Regions from separate parts of the Homo sapiens genome. Here region 1 is linked to region 2. A link is a loop called in an ENCODE intact Hi-C map of the cell type or tissue named here. Cell type or tissue: endothelial cell of umbilical vein. All regions are shown on one strand.

Region 1 (8,000 bases), 400 kb before region 2:
CATGGCTAATATATATATATATATATATATATATTTTTTTTTTTTTTTTTGGTAGAGACAGGGTCTCATTATGATGCCCAGGCTGTTCTGAAACTCCTGGCCTCAAACAATCCTGCCTGGGCCTCCCAAATTGCTGGGATTACAAGTGTGAGCTATCACGTCCAGCCCAATGTTATTTTTAATTGACAAATAAGAAATGTATGAATTTTATGGGGTACAATATGTGTTATGGCACATGTATACATTGCAAAATGATTAAATCAGGCAAATTAACATACCCATCACCTAAGATACTTATCATTTCTTAGTGATAAGGACAATTGAAGTCTACTCTTTTAGTAATTTTGAAATATATGTTATTAACTGTAGTCATGATGCTGTGCAATAGATCACTAGAACTTATTCCTTCTAACTGAAACTTTGTACCCTTTGACTAACAGCTCCCTCTTCCCCATTATAGCCACCATTCTACTCTCTGCTTCTATGAACTGAACTCTTTAGATTTCACATACAAGTGAGATAATGCAGTATTTGTCTTCTTCTGCCTGGCTTATTTCACTTAGCATAAAGTCCTCTACATTCACGCATGCTGTCACAAAGCACATTGTTTTTCTTTTGCTCAATGCAGCCTGCAAGTTTCAGAGCAGAGGTGAAATACCCAGAACAGAGGAGTGGCTGCCTCCAGTGGTCTTCCTTTCTCCCCTTTCTCCTAGCACAGCTTCTTCTCTAAACAGTGTAAATAGTTGAATATCGAAGCATCCACAATTCTTAACTTGCTGCTATGAAGAAACCAAGAATTTTAAACTAAAACTGCAAATGGCTTAAGTTTTAAAACTTCAAAATATATTAAAACATTTAGATGAGTACCATCAACAGTCATGTTACCTCATTCCCGCCTCTTTTAATGGTCATTCTGCTATGTGGTTATTGTTCCTCCTGTCCAACTCAGTAAGATAAAGGCGACTCAGACTAGAGACTCATGAAATAACAGGGCAGAACCTGAGATCACCAGGCAGGTGCTGAGGGTGTACCAGGGACTCAACAACAAAGGTTCTGCTTCTCCAGCCATTGAGGTGATTGAAATAAAAGGTCAGCACTGGGCTGTGTGCACGGCTCACGCCTGTAATCCTGGCACTTTGGGAGGCCGAGGCCGGTGGATTGCCCAAGCTCAGGAGTTCGAGACCAGCCTGGGCAACAGAGTAAAACCCCGTCTCTACTAAAATACAAAAAATTAGCCGGGTGTGGCGGCGTGTGCCTGTAGTCCCAGCTACTCAGGAGGCTGAGGCAGGAGAATTGCTTGAACCCAGGAGGCAGAGATTGCAGTGAGCCGAGATCGCACCACTGCACTCGAGCCTGAGCAACAGAGCAAGACTCTGCCTCAAAAAAAAAAAAAAAAAAAAAAGTCAGCACATATCCAGGGGTCAGTCTCAGTCTCACAGAAGGAGGGAAATATCTAAGGGGGGGACTAGAAGAGAAGAAATAAAGCCTCATCTGGTGGAAAAAGAATAGAGACACCAGATATGTATAGCTAATTTTACAGTATACATAGCTGATACCCCGGTCTAGTAGCAAAATAACAGTGGGATGGCTGGTTAATAACAGAAGGAGGCCTTTAAAAAGAAGAACAAAGTTGGAAGACTTACATTTCCTGATATAAAATGTGCTACAAAGCTACAGTAATGAAGACAGTGTGGTGTTATTGTAAGGTCAGACATATAGATTAATGAAATAGAATTGAGAGTCCAGAGAAATCCTTGTATCTATGATCAGTTGATTTTGGATAAAGGTACCAAGACCATTCAAAGGGACATAGTCCCTTCAACAAATCATGCTGGGACAACTGAATAGCCCCTCCAAAAAATGAAGTTAGAACCCTACCTTACACCATATACAAAAATTAACTCAAAATGAATCAAAGACCTAAATTTAAGTGCTAAAATTATAAAACTCTTAGAAGAAAACACAAGGGTAAATCTTTACATCCTTAGATTTGGGCAATGAATTCTTAGATACGACACCAAAAATATGAGCAACGAAAGGAAAAAAACAGATAAACCATCAAAATAAAAATTTTTGTGCATCAAAGGACTATCAAGAAAGTGAAAAGACAAATGGCAGAATGGGAAAATGTTTGCAAATTATATATCTGATAAGGTTCCAGTATCCAGAACACACAAAAAAACTCTCAAAACTGAACAACAAAAAGACATACAACCCAATTTAAAAATAGGCAAAAGAGCAGGGTGCAGTCGTGTGCAGCTGTAGTCCCAGCTACTTGAGAGGCTGAGGTGGAAGGATTGCTTAAGTCCAGAAGGTGGAATCCAGCCTGGGCAACATAGTGAGACCACCCTACTGTCTTTAAAAAGGAGGAGGAAAAGGCCGAGCGTGGTAGCTCACGTCTGTAATCCCAGCACTTTGGGAGGCCAAGGCAGGCGGATCACAAGGTCAGGAGTTCAAGACCAGCCTGACCAACATGGTGAAACCCTGTCTCTACTAAGAATACAAAAATTAGCCAGGCATGGGGGCACGTGCCTGTAATCCCAGCTACTCAGGAGGCTGGGGCAGGAGAATCACTTGAACCTGGGAGGCAGAGGTTGCAGTGAGCTGAGATTGCGCCACTGCACTCCAGTCTGGGTTACAGAGCGAGATTCCGTCTCAGAAACAAACAAACAAACAAACAAACAAACAAAAAAAAGAAGAGGAGAGCAAAGGACTTGAATAAATATTTTTCTGCAAATAAGATATATGAATGGCCAATAAGCACACAAAAACATGAAAAGAAGCTCAACATCATTAGCCATTCAAGAAATGCAAATCAGAACCACAATGAATACCACTTCACACCCACTACTAGGATGGATATAATTAAAAAAAAATAAATAACAAGGATGTGAAGGAAATGGGTTAATATTATGCTATGTGAATTTCACCTCATTAAAAACAATAGAAGACATATAAATGGGCAATAAGCTCATGAAAAGATGTATAATAATGGAAGCAGGGATGGGGCAGAAACAGCCAAAAGAAAGAAAAGAGCACTGAGGTCCATTACAGTAGCATTTCACAGGTTATCTCATTTAATCCTTTCAAGAGACTTCATGATGTCGATGTTATTAATCTCATTTTGCAGATGAGAAAACAGAGGCTCGGAGCAATTAAAAATCTAGTTATAGCTAATAAATGGCAGGGTCGGGATGAGGCTTCTCAACAAGTTACCAAAATGACTGCAACCAAGATTATAACTTAAAGGAATACGACGTTTTCAGATGCACTGAAAACTGGACCCTTGATTTTATGGCACTTTTACAATGTGATAACACATAAAAACCTGTGATAAAATTTTATGTCCATGAAGCCAGGGACACAAAGCCTTGGCCAGTGTGGAGGATAATGCAGGACAGGTGCTGCGCAGAGTTATGCACGCTGCTTGGCCAACTCCCTCAGCCCTGCTCTGCGTACTGATTCTCTGATCCAAAGACAAACACCCAGAGAGACTTGGCAGGAAGGTGCGTCTTGCCCGAGAGGCACAGACTAATAGAGACAACAGGCCTTAGGGAGGCTTCAGAGGTCATCCGGTCTTAGTGGGCCGAAACACATATCCACGAACCAGATGTATCTGAATTACCTGGGGAGCTCATAAAATGCAGATTCCTGGGCCCCATGCCAGACCTCAGGTGGGTAGGGCACAGAAATGACAATTTTTAAAAAGCTCTCCAGAGGGTAACCCTTATCTATTGTTGATGGGAATGTAAAATGGTACAGACACTTTGGGAAACAGTTTGGCTATTTCCTGAAAAGTTACACATAAGAGTTACCATTTGACCCAGTAATTCCACTTCTAGGTATATACGCAAGAGAAATGAAAACATACGCCCTCACAAAAATGTGTCCATGAATGTTCTAAGCAGCATCATTCATGACTCATCAACTGGATCAAATATCCATCAACTGATAAGTAGATAAATAACATGTGACATATCATACAATTGCCATATTATTGAGCAATAGAAAGGAATAGGCTATCAATACATGCTACAGTATTAATGAACCTCAAGTATGTTATATTAAGTAACAGAAGCCAGATGCAAGAGACCACACAGTGCATGATTCTATTTATGTGAAACATCCAGAAAAGGTAAATCTACAGGGGCAGAAAGTACATAGCTTACTTGTTGCCTAGGGCAGGGAGTGGGAGTGGATGGGGATATTACTGACATGATAAAAATGTTCTAATACTGATTTATGCTGATAGTTGCACAACTTGGTAAACTTACTAAAACTCATTGATTGTAAAATGTGACTCAATAGAGCTGGCTTTTTTTTTTTAAAGAAAATGTCCCCAGGTGATTCTGACGTTCCAGCAGATTTGAGAACCACTGAATTCCAATATACTTACTGTGCAATGAGGAACCTGAAACCCAGAGAGGGAAATGATTCACCCAGAGTCACAAAGTGAGTTCATACAGAGCCAGATTGCCTCTGATCTGTGTCTCCACAAAAGGAAATGGAACGCTAGGAGATGACCTGATGAAATTAACCAAAGGGGACTGCCAATCTCAATGAGTCAGTCCCCATTAAACCCTTTTCCCCCTTAACTCGCAGGAAGCTGGTTTGTTTTGCCTGACTGAACCAGGAAAGGGGCTCAGGAAGCAGCTGTAGGCCAGTGAAAGGACTACAGGCTTGGAGTCAGAAGGCCTGGGTTCAAACTTGGCCTTGAGAGTTCATCGTGATCCTGGGCCAGTCACTTCACTTCCTAGGGACTCATCTGGTTCATCCATCTGTAAACAAAGCCGATCATATCACCCTCCCAGGATCACTGCAGGACCAGTAAGGAAGATATTGAGTAATCCAGGTAGGAGATGATTTCCTTCCTGCCTAATCTGAAACCACAGATGTCCAGCCCAATCTGTTTATCTTAAGGCTACAACCAGAGCATCCCTTCCAGCCTGCAGGGCACTCACATTCCCTGACGCAAGCGCCACTCACCCACCCCAATCTTGGACCCAGTCCCAGCTTGATCCCAGTTCCCAGGTGCCATAAAACTCTGGAAAGGTGGAAACAAGACTGTATTTTTTTTTTTTTTTTTTACAGCTGTGAGAACTGCAGACTGAGAACAATAAGTATTTTTAAAATAACAACCTTCCGAGTGACCACCGACGCATCAAATACTGGATTGGGCGTGGTGTTATTATAAGACCAAGAGAATGTAAAACATCCTGTAACATATCTTAGTAGAAGATCTTTGCCAAGGGAAAGAAATCTGTCTTCTATCTAAGAGGAATGTTTGGTAATCGTTTGGGCCTTGGATAAACTCAGGCCATACGTCTTGGGCCAGGCATTTACATTATGGACTAATCATAGAGCCCTGCAGTGAATATAGACATTGTGGAGTAAGAGTAGGTTACCGAGATGGTCATGGCAGCTTTGACACTCACAGAGACATGCAGCCTGTGTCCGGATGGGGAACATTCAGGCCAAGACCCTTTCTTAAAAGGAAAAATGTGAACGCTGGTATCCCCTGAACGGACCCCATCTAAGTGGATCCTGAACTCCCAGCCTGTGCCATCAGATAAGAATGTCAACATGGCAGAGGGCGAAGGTAAGAAGGGACCCGTCCAACTCAGCCTGCTTGGGTCACATTTTGTTTGCTTTATCAGGTCCAAGAGAAATCTGACTTCTTTGAGGGACCTGTGGGTGTCATTCACAGGGACTCCTGGTAACTGAGCTAGACAGTGAAAAACAGGCATTCTCTGTAAAAGGGCACTTGGGACTGACAAGAAGACAGAAGAAACAGAAGCTCGCCACTCATGACAGCAGCACAGGCGTAGGCTTGGAGAAAGAAAGATGAACTTGAGAGCCTTTGGTTCAGAGAGGTGTTACAGACTTGCTGAAAATGTAACTCCAAGCAGCAGCAGAAGATAAATGAGAACAGAAGGAGCTAGAAGGGAAATGGACTAAAGCAGGAAAAATACAAAGAAAAGCAAAGGCTAGGAGATCAAACATCTAAAACAATACTAGCAAACACATAGCACATGTACTGCAAGTGCCCTGCCCCAGGATTCACGGTGGTCTCACACCCTTCAGGGACCCCCCAGGCAGCCACTGGGAGGGACTGTTTCATGTGCACCTCCCAGGCCTGAAGCAAAAGCCTAGACTTTCCACTTCCAGTTAAACATGGAAGAGTGACCATCTTACACCTCCTCTCCCTTCCAAAACCCTACTAAATTTCCTACTGTTAGGGAATTTTAAAACGTTTTAACCTATGAGGACAAAGCAAAAAGAGAGGAGATATCCACAAATAAAGATTTCAGCAAACTTGGAGAAAAGTAGAGGAAAGCGTTGTAATTGAGTGTAAGTTGCAAACATTCATATCCACTGTGGAGGAAACTTGAGAACAAAGCCATCTGGACTGACAGACACCCCAGTAGCCCAGCCCTCGGAGGCACAGGAACCATGAAAGATGAGGCTCTGGTTCATGATGGAAAACTGAGCTACTAAGCCCATGTTATGCAGCCAGGCTACTACGTAACCCCCATGCTCCTCCCCAAGCAGGGGAGAGGTTTACTCTTCAGAGAAACTGAGAAGGGGCTGCAGACCCAGGAAACAGGCACCATGGAGAACAGAGCTCAGGGCAAGGGGCACCCAGAACACCAACCACACGTCCACCTCCACAGGCAGGAGATTCAAGGGTTCTTCTCTGGAGAAAACCAACCACCTGAGAGGAAAACCATCTACATAATGACAGTTGTGTGCAGGGTTCCAACAAAAAAAGATAGCTCAAAATCTGTTCTCCTAAAGAAAAGCTCATCAACCAACTACCCCACCTATGCATGCTGAGCTGCACGGCACAGGGCATCTGCAGCACATGCACGTAGAACTTTCGACCTGTCCAATATGGATATACTCTAAAAGCTGACAGCCATCTGGGGAAAGCCCCTGACAAGAAAGGCAGGGTTAACACAAACACAAAAAGAACTTGGAGGTGAGGGGATAGGCAGGGAAAATAAAAAGAACTTCAAAAGTCCTGTTATATTTGGCCAGGTGCGGTGGCTCATGCCCGTAATCCCAGCACTTTGGGAGGCCAAGATGGGCGGATCACAAGGTCAGGAGATCAAGACCATCCTGGCTAACACAGTGAAACCCTGTCTCTACTAAAAATACAAAAAATCAGCCGGGCGTGGTGGTGGGTGCCTGTAGTCCCAGCTACTCGGGAGGCTGAGGCAGGAGAATGGTGTGAACCCGGGAGGCGGAGCTTGCAGTGAGCTGAGATCGCACCACTGTGCTCCAGCCTGGGCGACAGAGCAAGACTCCGTCTCAAAAAAAAAAAAAAAAAAATCCTGTTATATTCTTAAAGAATGTTAATTAAAGTATGTTAAGATAGTGCATCCATGAAACAAGAACAGAATGCTATGTGAAGGAAATAATCAGAAACTAGAAAGGTCTTAGAAATTACATGGTCATAAAAATTAAAGAATTCAACAGAGAATTTAGAAGACAGTCGAGCAAATACCACAGAAAGGAGAACCAAAAATAAAAACAGAAAATAGGAAAGACAAGGAAATTTGAGATGCTGTCCAAAACAGCATTCCAGAAATAAAGAACAGAGAATATACAAAGAAGGAAAGTATCAAAGAAATATTGGAAGAAACTACACAAGCATGAGTTTCTACCTTGAAAGGGTTCATCAAAAGGGATGCATAGGAGACAATGGATATTCAAAGGCCCTCCCCGAGATACCTCATCACAACGTACCGGAATGCCAGAAATCAACCGAAGACCTGAAAAGCATCCAGAGGCAAAATTCAATCACACACAAAACAAAGAGCATCAGGATGGCATTGGTCTTACCACAAGCAGAATGCTGGAAGACAATGGTGGAATACCTTCAGAACTCTAAGAAACAAATGATTTCCAACACTGATTTCCAAAACTGGTTTAATTATGTCAAGTCTAGGGTGCAATCAACACATTTTAGATATGCAGAAGCTAAAACAATACTT
Region 2 (8,000 bases):
TGCACATTTCCAAATCCCGCTCAAGACCTACAAAATCAGAATGGGGAAGATGGAGGGGGAGCACTAAGAATGTGCATTTTTAACAAGATCCCAAGATCCCAAGTGATAGACACTAGAGTTTAAAGCCTTTAATATAAAATCTATAATTATATGTGACAGTAACAGGGAAAGATTGTTTCTTCTCTACTCCTGACTTTACATTCTTTCCTGATTTCCTTAATATTTGTGTTCCCATACTCTTACTCTAATTAGCGACTTCCAAATACTGTTCTAATACAGTATTTGAAACATTCTTTTTCCATTCTCTAGTGTATAGCCCACCCTCAAAGTAAAATAATAACAGCTTTTTTCTGTATTGGAAATAATCTACTATGCTACATATATATAACCAATGATTTAAAAAAATACCAAACCAATTTGGTCCCAATGAACAATTTCATTTTAAATTCAAGTTTATTTGGATCTAGTAATTCAACATTATTAAACACTTAATATTATTCAAAGATGATGAACCACATCTGATCTCTATTCACTGACAATACCTTGCCTACTTGAGTAGTTTCTTTCAAGGTCATGTTGTAAAAGTCTACCGGGGAATGACGATGTGTCTTTATTTAGCTTGAATTCAACCTGAAAAACATTATTAAAGAAAAAAATATTTGGAGACAAATTTAACACCAAGCAGTGAAGATAAATTAAAAAAACATATAATAACTGATACACATGGTACAATGTGGATGAACCTTGAAAACATCATGCCAAGTGAAAGAAAACTGACACAAAATACCACATTGGCAAATCCATAGAGATGGAAAGCATATTTGTGGCTTCCAGGCATTTAAGGGAAGCAGGGAATGGGAAGTAACTGCTTAATGGGTACAGGGATTCCATTTGGAATGATGAAAAAATTCTGGAACTAGATAGAGGTGATGGCTGCACCTCTATCATTGTATTTTACCACCCACAAAATCAGGATCAATTTTATGAGGTCAGATACAAGATATTCCAAGCTGAGACACTTCCAATCCCTCCACGCTCTCACCACAAATACAATGATTAAAAGAATCATTTGCTTCAAAAAAAAACACACAATATAAATAAAATGCTGTTGAAAAAATCACTGTTTTGATCATTATAATCCTTTTAAATGTCCTATTATAATATAATAAAATTGTATATTTAAGCCTTCTAAGAAAGGTTTTCACTTGATCTAAAACTGATCTAAAATAATTATCTGGTGGGAGGACTGAGAAAAACAAAACCAGAACAACTTCTTATGATTAGCCACAAAAAACCCCAAATATGTATCTTGAATTAATTAAGATACTTCTAATGTATCCATACTATAAACATTATGTTGGCATTTGCATTATATCCTTAGGAATTATATGACCTAAAGGTATTTTCTCAGAATAGATGTCCACACAAGAGAAAGTGAATGGTTTGGAAAAAATATTTAGATGAGGCACACAGCTCTAGAAACATTATAATGGTGGAAAAGGATTTGTCCAGAGAAATCAATTAGGAAAGCTCTGGAGAGAATCCATTATGCTCAATTATAATAAATAATATTTTCAATTAATCTAACTGCTGTTTATTTGAGATGATCAAATTGTCTATTTTCTGAGTGTTTACCATTTTCATATTCATATATAATGTAATCAACAGCTGCCTCCTTGACTAACGATGTCCTTCCATTTACCTTCCTCATGCCTTTTCTTACCCTTCTTCATGCTGTTATGTGTGAACTCTGCCCTTCACTTTAGAGTTCTTCCAGTGACGCCTATTTAATAACTTTTTAGGACACACCTGAATTGTGATGGTTAGAGGTTTCCAACTTGGTCAAAGGAGGAAAAATCATGTTGTGTCTTGAGACATAGTGTGTAGAAAGTAGGTAAGTATAAATGCTGAGGTGAGACAGAAAGGAAAGAAAAACATGTTTATCTCAAAATCTCAAAAATTAAATCAAAAGCCAGAAATTCTAGAAATGCTAGAGACATTATGGGGAAATAATCTTGGGGAAAAAAATCTCATATTCATATCGTAACTTCTAAATAACGTTAAGTCTAACATGTGTCCACTGCTAACCTATTTTTTTCTTCCCTGATTTTAAATGGGATGTGTGGATATGCCCTCCCAATTACCATTTTATCTAAGGTGTCATTAGTAGTAAGACATACCATTATTTTACCCTCTATTAAGAAAGAAAAAAAACCTCCCCAATTAAACTATGACATGCCATCAATTTTAAGAAGGCTCCTGATTTCAGAAATGTGTAAATATCACTGGGTGCGGTGGCTGTTGCCTGTAATCCCAGCACTTTGGGAGGCCAAAGCAAGCGGATTGCTTCAGCTCAGGAGCTCGAGAACAGCCTGGGCAACATGGTGAAACCTGTCTCTACAAAAAATACAAAAATATTAGCCGGGCGTGGTGGCATGCACCTGTGGTCCCAGCTATTCAGGAGGCTGAGGTGGGAGGATCGCTTGAGCCTGGGAGGCAGAGGTTGCAGTGAGCCAAAATTGTGCCACTGCACCCCAGCGCCCCAGCCTGGGTGATACAGCTAGACCCTGTCTCAAGAAAAAAAAAAGTGTAAATGTCAAAAAAAAAAAACAAAAAAACCCTTACCCTTTTGTAATCAATAAAATCACATTAAGTTTTTTAAAGAGGGCTATTTTAGCTTTATGTAGGCAGAAAGTAAGAACTAGCTTTAAACTGGAAATCAAAGCAAATCTACTTAAATTTTTCAGTTTAGAATCTATCTACACTTTAAGTCATGCTGCTATTTGTGTAGAATTTAAAACAATCTTCAATTTAAATGCCAACCTTCTTAAATCTTACTTTGTTTTTTTCAGGAAGCGATGATGTTTGAATAACCAGATGAAGCCCGCAGTTCACCTGAAATGTAAAAATTAAACCATAAAATTTGCTCTTAATACACAAACACATATTTCCAAAAAAAAAAAAGGTACAAACAGAAATACAACAAAAAAATAGAACACAATGCTCTATTTCTGTTTCTGGTAAATGATCTTGTTCTGAGGATTTGCTGAAAACAATAAAATCACATCTAAGAATTAAAAGGTTTCACTGATTTATTTTCCAAAATGTCGGCAGCAATTTAACCCTCTAGTTAGTACCTCAGGCTTTCGACATTTGCCATTCAGGTCTAAATAAACATCTCAATGAGACAGGTGAAGGAGGTGGGAGTCCCTAATGATAAATTCTCTTCACAGTTAAAAGGAAAAGAAAAGAAAAAGGAATTGACTGGCCAAAGGAATTTAAATAAACCCAAGCCTTTCACAGCAGACCAGCTCCACCTTCTGGGGAGCCCAGATCCTGGACAAGACTTTGAGTACCCATCATACAATATTAAATTGTGCCTTGGTCCAGCCCACGAACCTCAAACCCTGGTCAGACAATAGCTTGAGTAGACCCAGCGGTGCCGGTCCTAATAATACAGCCCATCTCCTAGGACAAAGACGCCAGTCAGAAAGAGTACCAGTGGGAAGAAAGAGAAAGTAGAAGGCCCAACTTACGTTGTTCGCAGCCCGGCCAGAAACAGAGCGATATTTCCCGGGAATCATGATAGGAGACAGTCCAGGTTCTCTGTTAGATCTGCCTTCCAGGTGACGCTACAGCGGAGATTCAAAGAGACCCGAAAGAGGTCATCTCCCAGGCAACCTGCTCAGGGTTACCATGGAAACGACCATTTCCGGTCTGGACCTCTCCCGAATCGATAGAGCCACACAGTCGTTGCAGCTTCTAGTTGTATTCGTGAGAGCCCAGTGCGTCACCACTTCCTCGTTCTATTTTCCCAGCCTCATAAAAACAGAGCGGGAGTATTGGGAGGAGGATAAGCTGGGGAAGAGGCTGGCCACACTGGTTGCTATAACCACCACCACTTCCGGTCCGTTCCTCTTTACGGCCCACCTCAGCGCTGCCCGCGCGAAATTTGTATCCCTCTGCTTGTGTCCACTGGCTCCTGGGGAGCAGCGCAGGGAGGAGGAGGAGGAAGATATCAAAGAGCCCTCCCATTGGGGGCCCCAGATCGCCACTTCCGGTGACCAGAGGTAGGGAAGGAAACAATCCCGACCCGGAGTGGACAGGTGAGGAGGGGAGGACTTGCCTCGCCGAGGCCGCTGCGAGGAGCGTGCCCAAGGGCGAAGGTCCAGGGAACCCGGCTCCCGCGCACCGAAGACGGCCGCCATGCCGGCCCGTTGTGTGGCCGCCCACTGCGGCAACACCACCAAGTCTGGGAAGTCGCTGTTCCGCTTTCCCAAGGACCGGGCCGTGCGGCTGCTCTGGGACCGCTTCGTGCGGGGTTGCCGCGCCGACTGGTACGGAGGCAATGACCGCTCGGTCATCTGCTCTGACCACTTTGCCCCAGCCTGTTTTGACGTCTCTTCGGTTATCCAGAAGAACCTGCGCTTCTCCCAGCGCCTGAGGCTGGTGGCAGGCGCCGTGCCCACCCTGCACCGGGTGCCCGCCCCGGCACCTAAGAGGGGAGAGGAGGGAGACCAAGCAGGCCGCCTGGACACGCGAGGAGAGCTCCAGGCAGCCAGGCATTCTGAGGCTGCCCCAGGTCCAGTCTCCTGTACACGCCCCCGAGCTGGGAAGCAGGCTGCAGCTTCACAGGTAAAGAGAGACCACCGAAGGTTGTGTAAGGACCCCTGGACTCTGGCTGGGCTCCTCCACTTAGTGTCACCTTGGGAAAGGCACCTCATCTCGAAAGTTCCTGTTTTCTAATCTGCAAAGTTAGGGGTGTGCTTTAGAGGTGATCTCCAAGGTCCCACTTATCATTAACACTTTGGAATTAAGTGACCCAGTTAATTCCTTCTAACTGCTCCTCCCCCAAAACTCACACACACACACACACACACACACACACACACACACACACACACACACACAGAGTCTTGTCCTGCAGAGTAGTGAGTTGCTTTCACTCGCTGCTCCAGAGTTTTTAAATAGAAAGGGTTTAATTTGAGCAAATCTCCAGGATTGGAGTGCTTGAAACTGTGTTGCATAACATTACATAAGCTTGAGGAAAGTCCCTTATTTGTGTCACAAATGATGGGGCGAAGGAGATGTGGAGCTACAGATGAAGATGATGGAGCTTGCTAATAAATCCCTTCCCACCCCAAGCTTCCTTTATGACTGATAACTAGCTCCAGCTGCCTTTAAGTTCAGTATCCCTAGTGAGCTGACTTTCCCCATCTTGCTCTCTTCTGCCTACTTTTCTGTTCCTTCTAAACATTGTTTGCACTCATTTTGCATCTGGTTACTACTACCTTCTTCCCCACGTACCATTTTAAAGAAAACTTTCCAGCCTTCCTTGTGATAAACTTCAGCCTTGCCACCATTACACAGATTAAATTATAGCAAGAGGTTAGTAATTTCCTCAGGGGTCTGTAATCCTTACTTAGGTCCGGTTGCCAGACCAACACTCTTTCTGCAGTACTAACCTGCTTCCTACATTGGGGTGGGTATTTAAGACCCTTTAATGGCATCTTGCAATTATTAAGATAAAGAGCAAAATTATTAACCCAATTTACATGGCCCTGCATGTTTTTTCCCCCTGCATACCACACTAGCCCTAACCAAGGCCACTGTCCCTGTTGCTCACTGTGTACCATCATGCTGACCTTTCAGTTCTTGGACATACTATACTATATTACTTCCTACCAACAAGACTTTGCTCAGTTGTTGCATGTATTATAATATCCTGGAACTATGCCCCTCCCACTCCCATCATTGCCAATTAAGTCTTTTTCCCTTAAAAATCAGCTAAACATCTTTCCCCTTGATCCCTTAGTTATGTACTCTCATTCTTCGTGTACTCCATGTGATTCAATAGCACAGATACTTCAGTAGCACTTACCATAATTGCCATGAAATAATTGTGTAGTTTGCTTAATATTTGTTTCTCATATTAGAATGTAAGCTCCATGAGAGCTAGGATCATGTCTGATTTCTTTGCCATTGTATTGCAGTGCCTAAAACAATATTTTACAAATTTAAGTAATTCAATAAATATTTATGGAATGATTACATGACTATAAGAACAAATTTTTGCATTATAATTGAATTTTCAATTATCTGCCAGTTTCCCTCCTCACCAAGCTGTATACCTGTCAAGATAGCTGTCCTTTCCTTGAACCATCTGTCCACCATCACCACCTATACAAACTTTGCCCAAACATATACATCCACATACATATATATGTGTGTAGCAAGAGAGATAAATACTAAACATGTGCCACACACATCCCCCTACACCATTTTTCTTCTTCATAATTACACAACCTAATCAAAAATTGGGAGAAGAAAAGCCAAGCTAGTCAAACAACCAAAGTCTTTATAACCCATAAAAACTAACCGTTGGGAAACAGATCCAGCATACATAATAAATCTGTTTTCCATTTAGTAAGTATAACCAGCCAACATTTATAACAATCCATAGTACATTAATATACTTGCTGAATTACTAGAAAACTGTGAGTTCTAAAATAGTCACTTTAAAAGTATATAAGGTTAAAAAGATTTTGAGTTGATAGCAATAAATGTTTAGCCTGGTCTGGATAAAGAACCCTAACCACATCGCTAAAAAATTGGCTTGTCTATCTGACTTCTTCCCCCACCCAATGTTTTTCTTCCCAATCCCAGGACTAACTGTCTAAAAATCAGATTTCCAGTGATTCTGCAACATTTATTGAAGAGCTATTGTAGACACTGTTCTGGGTGCTTGGTGCTATATATGGATCAATATAAATATGAGTGTTACATATCTTTAGGGGGCTTCCAAAAAGATAAGACACCACTTCCAAGGAAAGAAAGGGGCTTATTTATTGTTTTCCCTTAACTGTTAATTTTGCATTCTTTTTTAAAAAACCCAACTGAATTTTTTAAATTGTTGACTTGAACTATAGCAAATACACAGAAAAGTGAACAAATCTTAAGTGGACAAGTCATTAAATTATCATAAACTGAACATGTGTAACCACAACCCAAGTCAAAGAAACAGAACATTGCTAGCACCCCAGGAGTCCCTATATCACCCCATATCCAGCCCCTCCCCTCTCCTCAAAGGTAACCAAGTTTGCTTTTTTTTGGGGGGGGGATTTCATATAAATCAAATCATACTGTAGCCATTTTCTGTGTCTGGCTTCTTTTGTTCAACATTACATTTTTGAGATTCATCCATATTGTTGCATAGAACAGTAGTTCATTTTCATTATTATGTAGTATTCCATTGTATGAATATACCAAAATTTGTCTGTCTATTGTTGAACATTTGGGTTTTTACCCATTGGGGCTATCATAAGTGATACTACCATAAACTCTTGTATATGTGTTTTGGTCCACGTGTGCACACATTTCTGAGGATATATACCTAGAATTGCTGGGTCATAGTATTACATTAAACTTCAGTAGATAATACCAAATAGTTTTCTAAAATACTTGTACCAATTTACACTTCTACCACAAGTTTGATAGTTTCCATTGTTCCACATTCTTGCCTATACGTGGGATTTCTAGTCTTTCACATCTGAGTCCATTTGCAGAGTGCGTAGTAATGTTTTTGCTTTTCATCCCCCGATTACTGATGAAATTAGTAAGGAAACACCTTTTCAAATATTAATTGGATATTTAGGTAGCCTTCAGTGACATGCCCTTTTAAATCTAGCCCATTTTTCTGTTGGATTGTCTGTCTTTTCTTGTTGATTTAGAATTTTTAATAGATTCTACCTGGAAGTCCTTTTTCAGTTAAATGTTTTTATCTTCTCCCACTATGGGTTGCCTCTTGGTTCTTAATAATGTCTTTTGATGTACTGAAGTTCTTAATTCTGATGTAGTCCAAATTACCAATAATTTTCCTTATTCTTAATACTTAAAACATTTTACTATGCTGTTTGTAATAAACTTTGTTGTTTTTACTTTTTATATTTAGATCTAATTCAGAATTGATTTTTGTGTTTGGTGTGAGGTAGGATTTAAGT

Evidence for each region. A loop is a pair of places that touch in the nucleus more often than their neighbours do. Peaks named below come from ENCODE experiments on the same cell type or tissue, not always from the same donor. Only the 100,000 strongest peaks of a DNase experiment are listed, where the experiment ranks them.
Region 1: a loop joins it to region 2, with 10 times the contacts of the local background. A loop is called at or near these places in 3 of 110 quality-filtered maps.

The regions. Positions count from the first base shown.
Region 1 is chr15:71,292,011-71,300,010 of GRCh38, reverse strand. All of the region lies in intron 6 of THSD4 (thrombospondin type 1 domain containing 4), which reads right to left. LOC124903520 (a long non-coding RNA gene) reads left to right here. Exons shown (of 2, transcript XR_007064700.1): 1 at 1-4,852; 2 at 5,092-8,000. Among named protein-coding and RNA genes, the nearest start is that of THSD4-AS1, 110 kb to the right of the region's middle. RefSeq lists a silencer at 4,407-4,701 and an enhancer at 3,951-5,150. In endothelial cell of umbilical vein, no CTCF peak of the experiment used is centred here; DNase peaks (open chromatin) are centred at 3,940, 4,710 and 5,780; H3K27ac peaks cover 3,313 bases.
Region 2 is chr15:70,888,479-70,896,478 of GRCh38, reverse strand. THAP10 (THAP domain containing 10) reads left to right here and starts at 4,046. Exons shown (of 3, transcript NM_020147.4): 1 at 4,046-4,635. The coding sequence starts at 4,207. LRRC49 (leucine rich repeat containing 49) reads right to left here and starts at 3,653. Exons shown (of 16, transcript NM_017691.5): 1 at 3,537-3,653; 2 at 2,839-2,895; 3 at 543-630. The coding sequence starts at 3,584. RefSeq lists an enhancer at 3,693-4,391. In endothelial cell of umbilical vein, a CTCF peak has its summit at 3,324 (motif pointing left); DNase peaks (open chromatin) are centred at 3,328 and 3,838; H3K4me3 peaks cover 1,782 bases; H3K27ac peaks cover 1,831 bases.